Regions from separate parts of the Homo sapiens genome. Here region 2 is linked to region 1. Evidence: read pairs that join two places in POLR2A ChIA-PET (ENCODE). Cell type or tissue: B cell. All regions are shown on one strand. Links, peaks and the distances in the headings refer to the core of each region. The heading gives the core; the rest is flanking DNA.

Evidence for each region. ChIA-PET counts read pairs that join two places held together with the same protein. Peaks named below come from ENCODE experiments on the same cell type or tissue, not always from the same donor. Only the 100,000 strongest peaks of a DNase experiment are listed, where the experiment ranks them.
Region 2: POLR2A ChIA-PET joins it to region 1 with 9 read pairs; 2 of 35 experiments call an interaction of 5 or more read pairs at or near these places.

What each region holds. Positions count from the first base shown.
Region 1 is chrX:123,690,887-123,696,264 of GRCh38, forward strand. THOC2 (THO complex subunit 2) reads right to left here. Exons shown (of 39, transcript NM_001081550.2): 7 at 5,135-5,268. Among named protein-coding and RNA genes, the nearest start is that of THOC2, 39 kb to the right of the region's middle. In B cell, for the core only: no CTCF peak of the experiment used is centred there; no DNase peak of the experiment used is centred there.
Region 2 is chrX:123,782,744-123,788,121 of GRCh38, forward strand. It overlaps the pseudogene CHCHD2P1. Among named protein-coding and RNA genes, the nearest start is that of THOC2, 52 kb to the left of the region's middle. RefSeq lists an enhancer at 2,078-2,257. In B cell, for the core only: no CTCF peak of the experiment used is centred there; a DNase peak (open chromatin) is centred at 2,308; H3K4me3 peaks cover 338 bases.

The DNA of each region.
Region 1 (5,378 bases), core at 187-5,186:
AATGAATAACAAAATAAAAGTATGATCTAAAAAACAGTAACAAGGCCAGGCATGGTGGCTCACGCCTGTAATCCCAGCAATTTAGGAGGCCAAGGCAGGTAGATAGCTTGAGCTCAGGAGTTCGAGACCTGCCAGGGCAACATGGCAAAACCCCATCTCTACAAAAAATACAAAAATTAGACGGGCATGGTGGTGTGTGCCTGTAGTACCAGCTATTTGGGAGGCTGAGGTGGGAGGATGGCTTGAGTCCAAAAGGCAGATGTTGCAGTGAGCCAAGACTGTACCACTGCAATCCAGCTTGGGCAACAGAGCCAGACCCTGTCTCAAAACAAAAATAAAATAAATAACAACAACAAAAAACCCCTATAGTTGGAAACACTAATTGCTGTCTTCTTTTTCATACTATGAAGGGAAAACTTCTAACATATAGCCAAGAAACTTCAATAATGTAAAAATTTAAGTAAATAAGGCAGCCAACTTCCCTTTCAAAGAAATAGGAAAAAGGTGGCACAATAAGATGTGTCTAAGTTGAATGGACCCTATATTCAGATTGAACCAAAGATAAAATACTAAATACACTCAAAATCATGTAGTCAAAGGGGTGAAATGTCCCATAATCTATCCAAAAATAAAAATCGTTTGGCTTAAGGATTTATTTTGTTTTTAATGTTACTCTGGTCACTTGAGAGACTGAAGAGGCAAAGACTCTCACTCTACCCTTCCCTAGCCAAATCTATACCCTTTGACACCAGGCAACAAATGAAGGTCTTGAGGTTTGGTGAAGAAAGCTCTGGTTCTGCGAGCAAAGGTAAAGGGGTTAGAGCCTAGGCCAAAAAGGTCCTGGACCACTAAAATCCAAAACCAGGAAGAACCATTTTCACTCTCTAAAGCTACGCTCAAATAAGCTAGCTCCGTGATTAGTTGTTAGGCAGAACTTTTGATTTAGAGCAAGAATCAGCAAACTATGGCTTGTGGGTTAAATCCATTTAGCGGTCTGTTTTTGTAAATAACATTTTATTGGCACACAGTCACATTTATTTATGTACTATCTATAGCTGTTTTTACGCTGTTTTTACACTACAATGGCAGAATTAAGTAGTTACAACAGAAACCATATGGTCCACAAAGCCGAAAAATATTTACTATCTCACCCTTTATAGAAACACTTGCTGACCACTGATTTAGAAGAAAGGAAAGGAAAGAACACTTAGCAACCACTTGTTTTTATTATATATATTTAAAGTGTACAGCATGATGCTCTGATTTTTTTTGAAGGGCATCCAAAAGAGTAGAGTTCTTACCGTTTAGTTCAGCAAACAAAGGAGTCCACCTGTGATATCCTTTCCTCTAATTTCTAAAAGATGTTTTTTTGCCATCTTCAAGCTATGGCCACTTGTATGGTGTCTATGACTTGGCAGCTCAATAGTCTACTGTTCACTATTCATTCGTATTTAATAAGTTGTTCAAATTTAGTGTCAGATCACAATCACCATGCAGATGCATAATGGTTCTGCTTCCTTGCTTGCGCATGCAGTAAACAGCCCCAAGTTATCCAGCAGAATATAAAAATTTTGATGTGCCAGAATCTTTTAGGAGCAAATAACTGCCTTTTTTTTTTTTTTTTTTTTTTTTTGAGACAGTGTCTCACTCTGTCACCCAGGCTGGAGTGCAGTGGCACGATCTCAGCTCACTGCAACCTCCACCTCCTAGGTTCAAGTGATTCTCCTGCCCAAGCCTTCAGAGTAGCTGGGATTACAGGCATGTGCCACCATGCCCAACTAATTTTTGTGTTTTTAGTAGAGACAGGGTTTTACCATGTTGGCCAGGCTGGTCTCAAATTCCAGACCTCAGGTGATCTGCCCACCTCGGCCACCCAGAGTGCTGGGATTACAAGCTTCAGCCACCGCATCCAGCCAAATAACTGCCTTTTAACTAAAGGATGATAAGTAAGGATTTATCCTGGTCAGACCAAGTACCCTGAAAGTATGTGCACCTAAAATGTATACTGCCCAAACTAGGTATCAGTTTCTGACACTGGCTGATGAAGGAGGTATTACCTGTCTAGACTGTTCCTAAACAGAAAACAATGGGAATAAACACAGAGAAACCCATCCAAAGAGGCCATGAAAAATAGGATGCTGGTCAGTGAGGTGTTCTGGACAGAATGAGACAAGGCCTGGATGAAGTCTGCACTAAGAGGGACTCCAATAAATGCTAACAACACTGAAAGAATACTCATTGGAATTGAAGTTTCAACCTCTATTTTCACATCAATGAAAAGTTTCATTCAGGCCGTGTCCGGGGGCTCACGCCTGTAATCCCAACACTTTGGGAGGCTGAGGCAGGTGGATCACTTGAGGCCAGGAGTTCGAGACCAGCCCAGCCAACTTGGTGAAACCCCAACTCTACTAAAAACACACACACAAAAAAATAGCTGGGCATGGTGGTGCACGCCTGTAATCCCAGCTACTCGGGAGGCTGAGGCACGAGAATCGTTTGAACCTGGGAGGCAGAGGTTGCGGATAGCCAAGATTGTACCACTGCACTCTAGCCTGGGCAACAAAGCAAGACTCTGTCTCAAAAAAATAAAAGTTCATTTCTCAGACAATTGGGGGAGGAGGAAATCACCTAGTCAGAGATAAATAAACACTGAGACAGGAAGATGAACTTTCTAAAATTCTCCATATCAGGAAAAAAATGCTAAGAGTCAGTATAGATTATACAAGAATAGAGGAAATATTCATTCCTTTTTTACCCAGTATTTATTTATCACCTACATACCAAGTATTAAGGATAAGGTACCAAACAAAACCCCAGTCCTCACAGAGCCTACATCACAGGTGGAGGGGGAGGAGGTACAGAGCATATTATATGGTGATATGTGCAAAAAAAGAAAAATAATCAGGGAATAGCAGGGAGTTTTGACAGGGGTGGGCAGGGAAGGCTTCACTAAGAAGGTGACATTTGACTGCTACTTGGTGGGTTAAAATATAGGTTTAGCCCAATAAATCAAATTGTTTATACTCATAGACTGTCCATATACCTCATGAGCTTGCAGTTGTGCCTGTTACACTGTTCTTCAGAAACAGGATCATAGCCTGTTCTCCCTGAGAGTAAAGTTCAAGAAAAGTAAGTAGTATACATTTTCTAGTAAGATAAAAGCACACCTTCAAGAAAAATCCCTCTTTGAAATGTTCCCAAAATAACAAAGGAATAAAAAGGTATAAACTCACAAGAAATAGAAGAAACAGATGTCAACAAAAAAGGATATAAAGTTAAAAAAAAAAAATAGCACAGAATTTTTATGTGGGGAATACTACCTTAAGTAAGTATGACAGGATACAAGGAAAGACAAACTTATAGCAAAGCAGTACTGAAAACCTTCTCAAGCTAGATCAAAAAACACTCAGGAAAGTGTGGCGCCTACCCTAGAAAGAACAGAAAGGGGCTGGGCACAGTGGCTCAAGCCTGCAATCCCAGCACTTTGGGAGGCCAAGGCGGGCGGATCACCTGAGGTCATGAGTTTGAGACCAACCTGGCCAACATGGCAAAACTCCATCTCTACTAAAAATACAAAAATTAGCTGGGTGTGTTGGCTGGAGTCCCAGCTACTCAGGAGGCTGAGGCAGGAGAACTGCTTGAACCCGGGAGGCAGAGGTTGCAGTGAGCTGGGATTGCGCCACTGCACTCCAGCCTGGGTGACGGAGTGAGACTCCATCTAAAAAAAAAAAAAGAAAAAAAAAAGAGAAAGAAAGAACAGAAAGGAACTAAGGAACCACCATGGGAAGGTTTTTAAAAATGGGTCACTGCCACACAGTTAAGCAAGAGTCCCACAGCCCTAGGGGGCCACCCATCTTGGTGTTAAATTGACAACTGGAAGAAACAACAAAGACACTAGATCAGCTGCCAGAACTAGATTAACTTCAAAGAAAAGAGTAAATTTAAACAAAAGGCTATTTAGTTGGGCACAGTGGCTCATGCCTGTAATCCCAGTACTTTGGGAGGCCAAGGCAGAAAGATCGCTTGAGCCCATGAGTTCAAGACCAGCCTGGGCATAGCGAGACCCCGTCTCTTAAAAAATAAATAAACAAAAATTTAAAAAATAAACTAAAAGCTACTTACTTGTTGGTAAGAACAAAGGTGATTATAGTAAATATAGTTTTAATTGGATTCCTACACAAAGCACTAGAGGAAGGAGATAAGGATTGGGACACCTTCTCCCTCTTTCTTAGTCATATATAAACTCCAAAAAAAGAGAAAGAACCAAGAAGCTGAGGATAAGCACCCCTAAGATACAACTAGTGAGGCACAAAATATGACTCCTCTGGCAGGTCTCAAGACCCAGGTACTGCAAAATCTTCCCTAAGATAGCACAACACCTAGTAAATAATAAAAAAACTCTTTCCACCTCAGGAAAATCTGGATTACCCTATTTTTCTAGTGCTCATTCATCTTTTTTACAGAAGTCAACTACTTCTTCCAAATGCTCAATGCAAATAAAAAGAAAACAGTAATGCTACAGGAATTCTACTTAAAGGGTAGGGAGAATAATAACTTTCCTATCTGTTACACTTTTACAACAGCTGTTGCACTTACTTTAAAAGGCTACTATAAAGATAAAATAAGTATCAAAGTCCCTTGTAAAGTTATTTTGAAAATCAAGTTCAAAATTACACATCTGTAGTTTCAAAAGTTCACTGAAGATTTACTGTATTAAAGTTTTCATGTTTGCTTTTTGGTCCTCCATAAAATGGTTGAGAAATACTTAAAAATAGAAATACTAGAGAAACGTAGGGCACTCTATCAGAACAGTCCATCCTGTTCTTTGTCATCCATTCTCTTTTGAAAGTGTTGGCTTACCACTCAGGATCCCCTCCACAAAAAAGAAAGACTAGACAGAGCAGGACCTAATATTAACATACAAGGTATAGTGACAATAAGATTTCTCACAAATATCATGCTAAATTTTATAATTATTGATAAACCATTAAAAGTAAAAGCTAAACACCTCTCCCATTCCTTAACTGAAAAAAAAAATAGATGGAATGCACTCATTTTGTCTTTATGGATATTCTCCAATAGCTAAAATAACTTGTTATCTTAACAACACATACTATACAGATAAATGTCTTACCTATTAAAGATTTGATATTTTCTAAGATTAAATCACTAGTAATACTTCCAGATAAATCTTGCCCCAATTCAGCAATCAGCTTGGCATAACCTTCATTCTCTTCTCTTAACAAATTGAATTTTTGCTGCTTATAACTGAAATCAGATAAATATCATTAAGGGGATAAAATTAATTTTAATTAACAAGCTTGCACAGAGTACTGTATTCTCACTGAATTTTCTTATCTCCAACCTACAACAATCCT
Region 2 (5,378 bases), core at 117-5,116, 92 kb after region 1:
TAATAAAGTAGAATTTATTTAATCTTATAAAATAGCAAAATGGAATTTCCTTAATCTTAAAAGAAACCTAAAGCAAGCATCAAACTTAAAGAATAAATATTAAAAGCTTTCCCCTATTAATGAGGAATGAGACAATGATATCCATTATCACTATTTCTATTCAATATTTTACTAGGCACAAAACAGCAATAAAAAATAAAAAAATTAAAGGTAAAAATATTAAAGATTAGGGCTGGGCGCAGTGGCTCATGCTTGTAATCCCAGCACTTTGGGAGGCAGAGGCGGATGGATCCCTTGAGGTCAGGAGTTCGAAACCAGCATGACCAACATGGCGAAATTCCTCTACTAAATACAAAAAATTAGCCAGGCTTGATGGCGGGCGCCTGTAATCCCAGCTACTTGGGAGGCTAAAACAGGAGAATCCCTTGAACCCGGGAGGCAGGAGTTGCAGTGAGCTGAGATTGTGCCATTGCACTACAGCCTGGGCAACAAGCGCAAAACCTCGTCTCAAAAAAAAAAAAAAAAAAGAAAAAAAGAAAAAGAAAAAAGAAAAAGTACAGTAAATTATTATAATTAATTAGAGAGTTTAGCAAATTGCTGGATACAAAATTAGCATTCAAAAATAAATTATAGAAGTATTATAGAAGTAAATATTTGTGATCCTGGGATAGGAAATAGTTTCTTAGATAGAGCATCAAAAACACAAATGACAAAAGAAAAAAATAGATAAATAGGGCTTCATAAAAATTTAAAATTTTTGTACACCATAAGTCACCATCAAGAAAGTAAAAAGACAACCTACAGAATGGGAGAAAATATTTGCAAACCATATATCTGACAAGGGACTTTTATCTAGAATGTATAACCTTAACATTCAATAATCTTTAAAAAAAAAAAAGCCCAATTTGTTTTTTTGTTTTTTTTTTTGTTTGTTTTTTGTTTTTTGTTTTTTTTTGAGACGGAGGCTCACTCTGTCACCCAGGCTGGAGTGCAGTGGTGCGATCTCAGCTCACTGCAAGCTCCGCCTCCCAGGTTCACGCCATTCTCCTGCCTCAGCCTCCCGAGTAGCTGGGACTACAGGCGCCTGCCACCACGCCCAGCTAATTTTTTGTATTTTTAGTAGAGATGGGGTTTCACCGTGTTAGCCAGGATGGTCTCGATCTCCTGACCTCTTGATCTGCCCACCTTGGCCTCCCAAAGTGCTGGGATTACAGGTGAGAGCCACCACGCCCAGCCAAAAAAAAAAGCCCAATTTTCAAAAAGGGGCAAAGGGGCCGGGCACGGTGGCTCACGCCTGTAATCTCAGCACTTTGGGAGGCCAAGGCAGGGGGATCAGGAGGTCAGGAGTTCGAGACCAGCCTGGCCAAAGCGACCAGCCTGGCCAACATGGTGAAACCCTGTCTCTACTAAAAATACAAAAATTAGCCGGGCATGGTGGCAGTACCTGTAATCCCAGCTACTCGGGAGGCTGAGGCAGGAGAATTGCTTGAACCCAGGAGGCAGAGGTTGCAGTAAGCTGAGATTGCCCCATTGCACTCCAGCCTGGGCAACAGAGTGAGACTCCTACTCAAAAAAAAAAAAAAAAAAAAGTTGGCGGATGCGGGGACAGCAAAGGGCTTAAGTAGACATTTCTTCAAAGAAGATATACAAATGGCTGATAAAGACATTTAAAGATATTCAGGGCCAGACGTGGTGGCCCACATCTATAATCCCAGCACTTTGGGCTGCCAACGTGGGAGGATATCTTGAGCCCAGGAGTTCACGACCAGCCTGGGCAACATAGTGAGACTATCTCTACATAAAAACAAAAAATAAGGCTGGGCATGGTTGCTCACACCTGTAATCCCAGCAATTTGGGAGGCCGAGGCAGGCAGATCACCTGAGGTCAGGAGTTTGAGACCAGCCTGGCCAACGTGGCAAAACGCTGTCTCTACTAAAAACTACAAAAATTAGCCTGGCATGGTGGCGGGCGCCTGTAATCCCAGCTACTTGGGAGGCTGAGACAGGAGAATCGCTTGAACTTGGGAGGCCGAGGTTGCAGTGAGCCGAGATTGAGCCATTGCACTCCAGCCTGGGTGACAGAGCAAAACTCCATCTCAAAAATAAATGACTAAATAAAATAAAGATGTTCAACATCACTAATCACTAAGGAAATGCAAACCAAAACCACGAGATACCATTTTACATGCAGAAGAATGGCTATAATTTTAGAAAGATAGAGTTTCACAAGTCTAGACGCTGAGCCGCAGCACATTTGCAACGTCACGTGGAAGCTGAAACTGCACCTCCCACGTGGCCCCTCTAGCCAGCTGAGAACCTCAGATAAGAACTACACCCAGGCCAGCACCAGCAGCTCAGCCACTAGCAGCAGCCCCACCCTCTGCAGCTGGCTCTCCTGCTGCTGCACTCCGCGGCAGCCAGGTCTGATGGCCCGGGCGGCAATCACTGCAGCTGGCATGGCTGTGGACTCTGCTGTGGGGCACATACTGGGTCATGCCATCAGTGGGAGCTTCAGTGGAGTAAATAATGCTGAGCCCCCAAGTGGTGACATCACTTACCAGAAGCCTCAGGGAACCCACCCGGCACAGCAGCAGTAGGCTTTCTTGTATGAGATAAAATGGTTTTTGGAATGTGCCCAGAATCAGGGAGACATAAAGTTCTGTGAGGGTTTCCATGAGGTGGTGAAACAGTGCAGACTTGCAAATGGATTTATCTAATCAAGAAGTTCAAATTGAAGAAATGGAAAATCAGCTCTCACAACTAAGTTAATTTAGCATAAAAACATAATTGATAGCCGGGCGTGGTGGCTCACGCCTGTAATCCCAGCACTTTGGGAGGCCGAGGCAGGCGGATCACCTGAGGTGGGGAGTGCGAGACCAGCCTAACCAACATGGAGAAACTCCGTCTCTACTAAAAAAAAAAAAAATACGAAAAATGAGCCGGGCGTGCTGGCGCATGCCTGTAATCCCAGCTACTCGGGAGGCTGAGGTAAGAGAATCACTTGAACCCAGGAGCTGCAGGTTGTGGTGAACCGAGATCATGCTATTGCACTCCAGCCTGGGCAACAAGAGCAAAATCTGTCTCAAAAAAAAAAAGTATATATATAATATATATTTAATAGTGAAGGTATAAAGTGTAAAACCGTCAGTGAAACCAATCCTCTGTCATTCATTACTTTCTTGCTTCAGAATTGCAATAGAAGAGGGTGTTCTTATTTGGTAGAATTTCATTAAGATAGTATAGAATTTGGGGCGTGTCAAATGTTTGTGTGGCCTCCTTAAACCAGCTGTTGTAATTTTTTTGTTTTGTTTTGTTTGTGAGTTAATTAGAATAAAGTGATTTTCTTTGCCCAAAAAAGACAATAACAAGTGTTGCTGAGAATGTGGAGAAATGGGAAACTTTACATATTGTTGATGAGAATGTGAAATAATCCAGCTACTTTGGAAAAAATGGAAACAATCTACATGTCCATCAACTAATGAATGAATAAACAAAATGTGATATATTTATACCAAATATTCCACTTATTCCATTAAATGGAATATTATTTGGCCATATAAAAGAATGAAGTACTGATACATGCTACAACATGGATGAATCTCAAAGAAATTATGCTAAGTGAAAGAATCAGTCACAAAAGACCACATATTATATAGTTCCATTTATTTGAAATATGAGGCAGAAATTGTGAGAGAAGAGTCTTCTCTTCTCTCATGATAATACCACATAGGGTTCACACTCTGAAGAAAGTCCCACCCTAATTAAAACTAAGAACGAGTTTGAGACCTGATGGATCAGAGCACTAAGAATCAAAAGGAAGGGCGTTATTTGTTTTTTGTTTTTGTTTTGAGACAGAGTTTCACTCTTGTTGCCCAGGCTGGAGTGCAATGGCTCGATCTCAACTCACTGCAACCTCTGCTTCCTGGGTTCAAGCCATTCTCCTGTCTCAGCCTCCCGAGTAGCTGGGATTATAGGCATGTGCCACCACGCCCGGCTAATTTTGTATTTTTAGTAGAGAACAGGTTTCACCATGTTGGCCAGGCTGGTCTTGAACTCCTGACCTCAGAAGATCCACCCACCTCGGCCTCCTAAAGTGTTGGGATGACGGGCGTGATCCATTGCACCTGGCCGGAAAGGTGTTATTTGAAAGATGTGTTGGCCGGGTGTAGTGGCTCACGCCTGAAATCCCAGCACTTTGTGAGGCTGAGGCAGGTGGATCACCTGAGGTCAAGAGTTCAAGACCTGCCTGGACAACATGGTGAAATCCCGTCTGTACTAAAAATACAAAAATTAACTGAGCCTGGTGGTGCACGCCTGTAGTCCCAGCTGCTCAGGAGGCTGAGGCAGGAGAATCACTTGAATCTGGGAGGCAGAGTTTGCAGTGAGCCATAATCGTGCCACTGCACTCCAGCCTGGGCAACAGAGAAAGACTCCATCTCAAAAAGAAAGAAAGAAAGATGCGTAAAAAAAAAAAAAGGAAGAAGCCTAAAAATTGCACAGTACAAGAGACAGTAGTCTTGTGAAGGCAAGACATGAAGAAGTAGCCATTGGAGGAATAGCATTCAGAAGATCAAATGATCCTTCCCTCCAAAAGTATAATTTATTAGAGACACTATACTTTATTGTATCAACAGAAGAGGGTGCTCTTGAGCCAATAAACCAAATAAGGTATCTGAATCCTTTTCTTCATATAGAATCAATCAAAACATTATCACCGAATCAGGAAAATCCAGGATACTTTACAATAATCAGAAAATGATTATCTTCACAGAATTACTATAAGGGGGTAAAAAAGCAAGAACCAGAACTTTTCAGCTGATGAAAATAAATATCCTCCAAAAAAAAGACAAGAATAGTAAAGCAGAGAAAAACATAAATATAATTAAACAAGCAATTGCAGATATGAAAGACTACTGCGAATCAAAAATTTAAGGCTGGGCACAGTGGCTCACACCTATAATCCTAGCACTTTGGGATGCTGAGGCGGGTGGATCGTTTGAGCCCAGGAGTTCTAGACCAGCCTGGCCAACATGGTAAAACCCCATCTCTACTAAAAGTACAAAAATTAGCCGGGTGTGGTGGCGTGCACCTGTAATCCCAGCTACTCGGGAGGCTGAGGCAGGAGAATTGCTTGAGCCTGGGAAGTGGAGGCTGTAGTGAGCCAAGATTGTGCCACTGCACTCCAGCCTGGGTGAGAGAGCTAGACTCTGTCTCAAAACACACACACACACACACACACACACACACAATAGAAACAAACAACAGGAACATGTGGCATGCTGACTGAACTCAGGAAAGAAATTGCAGAAAAAGACGAAATCATCTCAGAAGAGAAAACTAAATTACAAGGTGCCCAAGGGAGAATTGGTGTCATTGAA